Regions from separate parts of the Homo sapiens genome. Here all the other regions are linked to region 2. A link is a contact called in ENCODE Hi-C or POLR2A ChIA-PET data. All regions are on one chromosome and are shown on one strand. The core of a region is the stretch at or near the end of the contact, and the rest is flanking DNA. Distances in the headings are between cores, read along the strand shown. Region 1 has its middle 95 kb from the start of SLC38A4. Region 2 has its middle 120 kb from the start of SCAF11. Region 3 has its middle 160 kb from the start of SLC38A4.

Region 1 (2,843 bases), core at 15-2,514, 810 kb before region 2:
CTTTCTGGGATATTCATTTAAATTCCCCAAATGTTTATTGAACCCTACCACTGAATCCTAGTGTGGAAATCTACCAGGGAACCCAACCAAAATATAACATACAGGTTCTGGCCTCAATAGTTAATAACTTTGTAGGGCAGAAGACCATATACACAATTATTAATAGGGGCAGAGTCTATTAAATACCAGAAAAAATTAACATGTATTGCAAAAGATAGACTACAAAGAAAAGGTTAAGTCTAGCTGGGAAGGTGGTGGTGGGTGGTTAGGGAAGACTCAGAGATGAAGGTAGAAGGAAGGGTACAATTTCGGCAGGAAGAAACAGTGATGAGAGTAGAGAAGGCATTTTAGGGGGACACAGCTGACTAGGCCGAGGAGTGGAGGTGGGGAGAGCAGACCTTTCCGGGGAGAGCCCAAGTTAGTTAGATCTTGGAAGGTGAGGAAGGATATTGCTCAGAATGCAGCTTGGACCTTGGTCATGGACAGGGTTGTGTTCATGTCAACTAGTTTATACTTCACTCCATAGCCTGCATGGAGCCACTGAGAGTTTTTAAAAAGAAATAATATTGTCAGAACTGTGCTCAGAGCAGCTTGCTTGGATGATATTGCTTCAAGGGGTGGTTAGCAGGGGTGGGCACATGACAGCCCCGTGGACCAAATCCAGCCCACCATCCGTGAGTTAAGAATAGTTTACATGTTTTACAATGGTTGAAAGAAGTCAGAAGAAGAATAAAATTTTGTGATACATGAAAATTAAGTTTCAGGATCCAGCAATAGAGTTTTATTGGAGCACAGCCACATTCGTTTGCTGATGTATCATCCAGGCTGTTTTTGTGCTACAACAGCAGAGTTGGGTGGTTGCAACAGAGACCATATGGTTCACAAAGCCCCAAATATTTACTATCTGGCTCTTTACAGGAAAAATTTCTCAATTCCTTGTCTAGAAGTCTAGTTTAAAGAAAGCAGACTTTGGACAGCTAGAAATTTCAGGGAAAAAATGTGAAGTACACAGAACTAATACTTGTTTAGCCTTGATACCTGAAATTTTGCTGTTCATTATGGCCTAACAAAGTATTTTTTATCATTCATTTATTGTTCTACTCACCCCAAGCTAGCCAGTTAGTAACAGGTTTACTCTTGCAACCCTAGCCTCCAAAGTAGAAAACAAACAAAAATGCAATCTCTAAGACTAGGCAAAGGCAAAGAAAGCACTACATTTCCTTTCCCTTTGGAAAGTGGAGTGAGTCATGGCTCTTTCACCTGCTATGTCACCATGGGAAAGCCACATAATTATTCATTTTCTCATCTGTAAATTGAGTCAATAAAATCTTTCCTTCCTACTTCACAGAGAATGAAAAAATACAAGATATATTACTCTGTAAATATGTTTCAGTTAAAACATATGAAAAGTAACAGTTGGATTCAACAATTTTTTTGTTTGTTTAGACAGTCTCACTCTGTTGCCTAGGCTGGAGTGCAATGGTGCGATATCAGATCACTGCAACCTCTGCCTCCCAGCAATTCTCGTGCCTCAGCCTCCTGAGTAGCTGGGATTACAGGTGTGTGCCACCATGGCTGGCTAATTTTTGTATTTTTAGTACAGACAGCATTTCACCATGTTGGCCAGGCTGGTCTCAGACTCCTGGCTTCAAGTGATCCACCTGCCTCGGCCTCCCAAAGTGTTGGGATTACAGGCATGAGCCACCATGCCTTGCCTCATTCAACAATTATTGAGCACCTACTATGGGCAAGGCACTACTGTAGGCTTGTGGGAAACACATTAAAAAAAAACACAAAGAATGCCTGCTCTTGTGGGGCCTGTGTTCATTGTTTTGAAAATGTCATTTCACCCTTTCTCTCTTCTATCCCTGTCCCTCTCTGTTGGCAATTCCTATACTATGGAAAATTGTTCTGATCATACTTAATTGTAATGATCTTCTATTGAAGTTATTATATGCTAAATTCAATGGACCCTGCTCTGACACAAGGGTTTTTCTTCTAGTCACCAATTCTGAGGAAGTGAAACTACTATAAATTATCATTAACATTAGAGAGGGGAACCAGGCAGTCATCTTATCCATGGTAAGAATCAATTTAATTTGCCCAGATTTGTTTGAAGTTTTTAGTCATGGAGGATGTAAAGATTCTTTCCTAAATGCAGAAAATTTTAATTTATCTTCACCAATATCAGACAGTAATGCATTATAAAAACTCAGATGGACTTTGTGGAAGCGATCCCAAAAGGCACATTCTAAGATGATGATGCAAAATAACAAGTTATTTAAACAGTCATATGGAAGTATTTTAATAAAATTTACAGTTGAAAGATCACTTCTGCAAAAAAAACCTACTTTTAGATGTACTTCAAATTCTTAATTTGAAAAATATTTTCTATTGTATTTACTTCCTTGATGTGTTTATATATGAAAGTTTATCTCATTTTATAGTGGGGGATGGACACGAAGGTAGAAATTTATCTAAAAAACATATTTTTCTCTAATAAATTGAGATCTAGATTGTGCTAAATTTAAATAGTGATTGTGATGTTTATGAAAGCATGTCTGGAAGGCAGCTGTGTCTGTTGGTCTGGTGCTAAGGAGGAAGATCTGAGCTGCAGCAAGAGATGGACTTGACAATACGGACGTGGATGAGCACAGCAAATCCAGGGAGAGCAGGCAGAGTGAGAAAAGGAGGAAAGCTAGGCTGGAGCCCTGAGTCTGATATTTAGGGGAAGGAAAGGGGAGAATATCCTGAAAAGTGGACTGAAAAGAAGCTGAGAGGTACGAGGAAAGCCAGAAAAACGAAACATTACTGAAATCAAGAGAAGAGAATGTTCAAAGAGA
Region 2 (2,818 bases), core at 24-2,523:
GTCATGTGGGGCAAGCAGCAGTCCCAGTGGGGATAGGAGGGCAGTTCCCTAGCCACTGGAGTAATGTTCCAGGGAGGAGCACAGCTGCCTCTGCTGCACAGAAATGTCCACCCAGGGAGTGGGGAGTAACAGGCATGCACTTGGCAAGGCAAGTCTCACACCACAGTGTTCCACTAGCAGCAGCTAGCTAGGTTCCGGGCAGTCTGTGCTCAGAACTCAAATCTGCCCCAGGCCATAAGCCTTCCCCATGGAGACAGAAACCGTGGCTTTCAAGCCATGCAGTTCCCAGTCTGCTCGTGAAACAGGAGCACCCACCTCCTGTGCCCCTGGCTACAGCCCACTTCCCATTCACCCCTCAGTTCTGGCCACGGTAGTTTATCCCTGCTTGAGATTATATTACAAATCTCAGTTGGGAGCTTCTCTCAACCTATAACCACTGCCTGAGTTAGCTGGCGGACTTCCACAAGGTCCCCTGAGAAGTAGGATCAGGAATGGCTTCCCTCCATCCCTACTGGAGTCTAAGAGTGCACGCAAAGCATGTCCTGATGCCGCTCCTCATCTTCTCCCTACCACTCACTAAGTCAGCTGCAGCATTGAGTAGGGTTAAGGCCTTTCCCCCATGGCCTGGATTGCCTGGCTCCCCTGTGGGAGTATATATCCCAGAGGCAGTTTATCCCCTTCTCCCACTCTAGGGACTTAAACAATTTTCTGCCTGGTTCACAGTGCAGGTTGCAGCCCATCACTTCTTTCAAAGGTTCTGGGGTTTCTTTCAGTTTTCCTGTTAAGTTTCTGTGTTGCTTCCTGGAAAAAAGTTCACAGCATGAATGTCTACATACTATTTTGTCTTTCCAAGTGAGAGAGGCATGCTAACAATGTTTCCAAGCTGCCATCTTGGACCTAACTGGCATCTTCTTTTGTTTCAGTTATGACAATTTAGAGTGGCTGCTCATGCTCTTTGTCTGCCTTTGCATTTTTTTACATCCACCTACCAGTATTTTGGAAGAAAACAAAGAAACAGGATTGTGGAAAGATAGTAGGCCATGAAAACATAGAGACCTCCTTCCACAGACATTTAAAATGCAAAACCATGAAAGTGTGTGTCTGAGCTTGGTGGGAGTAAGGGGGTAAACTCCAGGTGCAGAAATAAAGCAGGAACTGAAAACTAGGGTGGTAATTATGTGAGCAGATGCTGTGATAGTCCAAGGCATGTTTATTAGTCTCCATAATCCTCTTGAGTTTCACTTCCTAAGGAGAGGTAGATGGTAATTCCTTCAGGCCTATGTGAGGTAAAGTTGAAACTGAAAATCTCTCTGTAAAACCAAGAATCTCAAAGGGACACCCCTCAGTGAAGCAGGGAGAAGGCCAGAAAGACTTTCGCTCAGTGAAAAAACATATATGTCACTAAGAAATCAAAACCCTGGTTCTATACCTCGCACAAGCTAAGGACTGGAATCATATAACCCTCGTAGTCTAGGAATTCCCATGCCAAAAAATTAACATTAGAAATTAGTCCATGCAGGTCCTTCCCATGTGTGCAGGACACAAAGCTACTATCGAAGGACACTCCTATAACATATATAACATGGGATTACCAAAAAGCAGCCAAGCCCCACACAACCCATCATTAGTGAATGTCAAAAGACAGACAAAAAGAAGGTCAGCTACACCCCCAATGACTTGAGATGAAAGAGCAACCAGAAAAAGATGATAAAATCAGTACATTTAAAAGTATTCAAAACATATCCTATGAAAATACCAAGAAAATAAGACCCTAAGAGAAAAAAGTGGAGATTTTACAAAATCTAAATGGAACTTATAGAAAGAAAAAAATATATAGTCCTTGAGATTTTGGTAAAACATGACAGATTTAACACAAGCGCTTATTCTACTTCTGAAACCCGACCAAAATGAAAGTAAAGAAAAATTTTTTAAAGGCTTAAATATGTAAGGTCATGACAATGGAAGAGAAGACAATAAATGCCAACAAAATTTTGGAAGCTAGAACTAGGATCAATAAATGATAGTTGATTTATTGAGCTGGAGAAAGTAGAAATCCAAACCTATGGTGTTGATGTGAGAGAGAGAGTGGTGGAAAATAAAGGAAATGAAAAATAATCAAGGTAATTCAAGTTACTGAACCCCAGGAAGTCAAGTAATTAAGAGCACCAGGACCTCTAAAGACAGGGAGAGCAGCAGACCAAAGAAGAATTGGTTGGAAATCTTTAAAAAGTAAGATTAAATCCCCCAAATACTCTTCTAACACCCAAGTAGCCAAGTGGCTACTTCTAATTCACCAGGCAGAAGAGTGCAAGTTAAACCAGACAAGTCTGGACTTGTGGATGCCAGGCGCTACTGAGGACACATGCTGAAAACAGAAGAATTAAAAGAAAGTTTACATACTGCAAAGGGAGATGCCCTCACTTTTAGCCCCCTCCCTCTGCCCAGTTCCCGGCATGCTGGCAACCAACTTAATGCAATGCTAAAATGAAAGAGAAAATATTAAAAGTAAAAACAACAAAGAAATACATATTATTTACAAGAAACAAAAATTAGACAATTATCAGATTTATCAACAGCAACATTTAAGGTGGGATGGTCAACAATTCTAGTTTTCCTGAGACTGAGAAGATTTCAAGGTCTCCGGACTTTTTAGTGCTGAAATCAGGAAAGTCTTCATAAACTGAGACAAGTTGGTCACCCTAATGCAATGCAAGAAGACAACAAAAAAGTATCTTAAAAGTGCCAAAGGAAAAAAGGAAAAAAAAATCTGTATACCTTGAATTCTCTATATATCTAAAGTACCCACAATTGACTGAGA
Region 3 (2,765 bases), core at 46-2,545, 550 kb before region 2:
GGCAACACTGGACACCCAACTCCACAATTATGAACTGTCACCTCCGTAGCTTGGAGTGGATGAAGAGATAAATCATTCCTTTAATGTCACAAACAGAATTCAGGACTTGGCTAAGTAAAATATGTGATGGTACACAGATTTCGTTATATCTAAAGACAGCCAGCTCAAAAGAGGGTTCTAAGAATATTGGACCAATCAGTTGTCTTCAGCTTGCAAAAGCTGCCTTGCACTGGGCCATCAGTATTACTATTTTGCCCTCAATTACCAGCTATCTTTCTTTTCATAACATGTTAGATAACTTTTAATATTCACCTTCCAAAAATATTCAGTGGTATACCCACCTCAATTTTAGAGTTGACAGAACTGGGGATCAGAAAGAAAGAGAAATACAATGAAGAATATTTTCTCGGTTCTGTATCACTGTGTCTCTGGGGCCTAGAGTATGGTTGGTACTCCATAGATATTTATTGAGTGAATGGTGGAGTGGTGGGGCTAGGATGTAAACCCAGGTGTGTCCAAATAAGGCCAGTTCTTTGTTCATTCTATCCTGTGCCCTCCCAACCCTCACAAAGTCAGAAAGGTCAGAGGCAGCCAAGGTGAGGCAGAAGAGATTCAGTGATCTTGAGGCTCCTTTCCTAATTGCCACTATGCTGTATTTGTGTCTAGAAAATGTCTGTCATCTTGGACTCATGAAACATGAGAATACAGTTAAAAATCAACAAATACAACAACAACAACATTAGGACTAAGGATCAAACATCCTAGTTTCAAATCCTGGCTCTGACTCTTACAACATACCAATCTTTGGCTATGCCACCTAGGCTCCTTGAACCTCCGTTTTCTTATCTCTGTAGATAAGAACCTCTGTTTCTTATTTTAGATGTTGCTAATCTCCTACTCAGAGAGTTAATGAGAAGATGTACTACCTGGCACTTAGTAGGTCCTAAGAATTTGTGTTCATTATAAAACACAAATGAAAGAGACCATGATTATACAGGTCTCCCAGTCTATTTCCTGTGACCAGCTTGTTCATTAATGAGGCCAGTTACCACTAGGGGACACTGAACTAGCAAGAAACTAAGAAAGAATCAGACTGAAGGAGATCCATACACCAGTCAGTATTGGAGCTCCTGGCTTCTCCCTCCTTCAACAGATTGTTGAACTGCAATTGTTCTCATCACAGTCTCACTGTTGTAGAGGGAGCATTTGAGAGAGGGGTACTCTCTCAGGATGACTAAGCAGTCCAAGGCTATAAGGAAAGAATTCTGTTTCAATGCTGTGGTTAGGTAGCAACATTAGTATTTACATATATGTCTCCTCATTGTTGCAACAGCCACAGAAAGATAAGAATCTCTCCACTGAATTTTCTATTAGTGGCAGGTTCTAGACTTAATCAAGTGGTCAGAGACCTCCCTTGGTGTTTTTTCTAATTTCCTGAGACTGAAACTTTTGGCAGCCCATTGTATACGTTTAGCAGGAAAATCCAAGTGAGTTGTATTTGCCTTGCTCATGTGAAAGATATGTTTGTACATATGTCATGTTCTAAATAATGACTTGCACATATCATTGTTTAGAAAAATCCTGTCCTTTGTTCCTTTCTTAACCCTGTACAAAGGAAGATTAAACTTCTTGGAGATGCTCCGGCCGGCATTACCAGAAAAGGAAGTCAGAAATGAGAACTTGAGGCCACCCCTTGCATATTTCTTTAACACAAGACAGAAACATTCACCCTCCCTCTACACTGAATATTATTTCAGAGTTTTCTGCTTGAGATTACAAAATCTTTAACGGCAAAGATAGAATTCTATGACGTAACAACTCAATAAAGGTCCTGTTTCCAAATGCTCCTCCTGATCAGCACAACCATATAATTTATTATGCAGTCGGAGCCATTTTTTAGAGTGAAAGGGGATGCTCATAATGATTATGACAGAGGGGCATAAATTGATGAGTTTGTGATCACTTCATGCTTAATTGTGTTTAGAAACTGTTGAGACATATACAATCTTAACATTTTACCTTTAAAACATTCATCTTAGAAAATATCTTTACATGAGAAGTACTTGTGCTTATTCTGTACAAACAAGGCTGTCTTGATTCTCAGGGCAAGTTAGTATCTGCCTCCTTGCAGATGGGTGGAGTATTCTCTCTCTTGCTCGCTCTCTCTCATTTCTAAGCCTTGGTGAGCCCTTTCTTTAAGCAGTCTCTTTGGCACCAATATTTCTTCTAAAGACTTCCTTCCAAGACCCATTCCCCTCCCAGGCAAACTCTGTGGAATTACTCTTATCTTCTCTCTGTGACTGTTTTGTCTTCTCTATTTAAAAATGTGTCTATGTTATTATAATTCCAAAAATTTTTCTGCTAGTTTTCTATTCTAAACAATAGTTATAATCTATTTTTGCAAGAAGGAAAATTACATATCAATTGTTCAATTAATGTCTTCTAAAAGGTAAAATGTTGCTTCTGTGTGTTTAATATGAATGCAGAAACAGAGAGACAGAGCCTGTCAGCAGAGGAGGTGGATCCTGCCATGGAGACAGGCAGATACCCCGGGTTATATATCGAGGTAAAATTATACACGTGCTCACCAACCGGGTAATTTCCTGTGAACAGTGGAGTCAGTATATTTACTGGAAAATCTCATTGAAAGGAAATGAGCATTATGAGCCCACTTGAATACTACATATTAAAATTCAGACTAAATAAGGAAGTAGAAAGGAAGTCACAGAGCAAAGAGTATGGAGAAGACAAAATACAGGGACCAC

What was found. Hi-C counts contacts between places; a loop is a spot of excess contacts on that map. ChIA-PET counts read pairs that join two places held with the same protein, here RNA polymerase II (POLR2A). Pooled maps may share reads with other maps.
Region 1: a loop to region 2 is called in a pooled map, with 2.2 times the contacts of the local background. The contact joins two enhancer-like sites. A Hi-C loop is called at or near these places in 1 of 168 maps with a recorded cell type or tissue (esophagus muscularis mucosa) and 2 of 50 pooled maps. POLR2A ChIA-PET finds 5 or more read pairs at or near these places in 1 of 52 experiments (H1).
Region 3: a loop to region 2 is called in a map with no recorded cell type, with 2.6 times the contacts of the local background. The contact joins two enhancer-like sites. A Hi-C loop is called at or near these places in 1 of 37 single-sample maps with no recorded cell type and 2 of 50 pooled maps. POLR2A ChIA-PET finds 5 or more read pairs at or near these places in 1 of 52 experiments (H1).

The regions. Positions count from the first base shown.
Region 1 is chr12:46,919,977-46,922,819 of GRCh38, reverse strand. No RefSeq gene overlaps it. Among named protein-coding and RNA genes, the nearest start is that of SLC38A4, 95 kb to the right of the region's middle. Within about 2 kb of position 1,264, at least 3 of the 41 ENCODE cell types and tissues checked have a DNase peak (open chromatin) inside an H3K27ac peak, as active enhancers do.
Region 2 is chr12:46,107,311-46,110,128 of GRCh38, reverse strand. No RefSeq gene overlaps it. Among named protein-coding and RNA genes, the nearest start is that of SCAF11, 120 kb to the right of the region's middle. Within about 2 kb of position 1,273, at least 2 of the 41 ENCODE cell types and tissues checked have a DNase peak (open chromatin) inside an H3K27ac peak, as active enhancers do.
Region 3 is chr12:46,659,866-46,662,630 of GRCh38, reverse strand. No RefSeq gene overlaps it. Among named protein-coding and RNA genes, the nearest start is that of SLC38A4, 160 kb to the left of the region's middle. Within about 2 kb of position 1,295, at least 15 of the 41 ENCODE cell types and tissues checked have a DNase peak (open chromatin) inside an H3K27ac peak, as active enhancers do.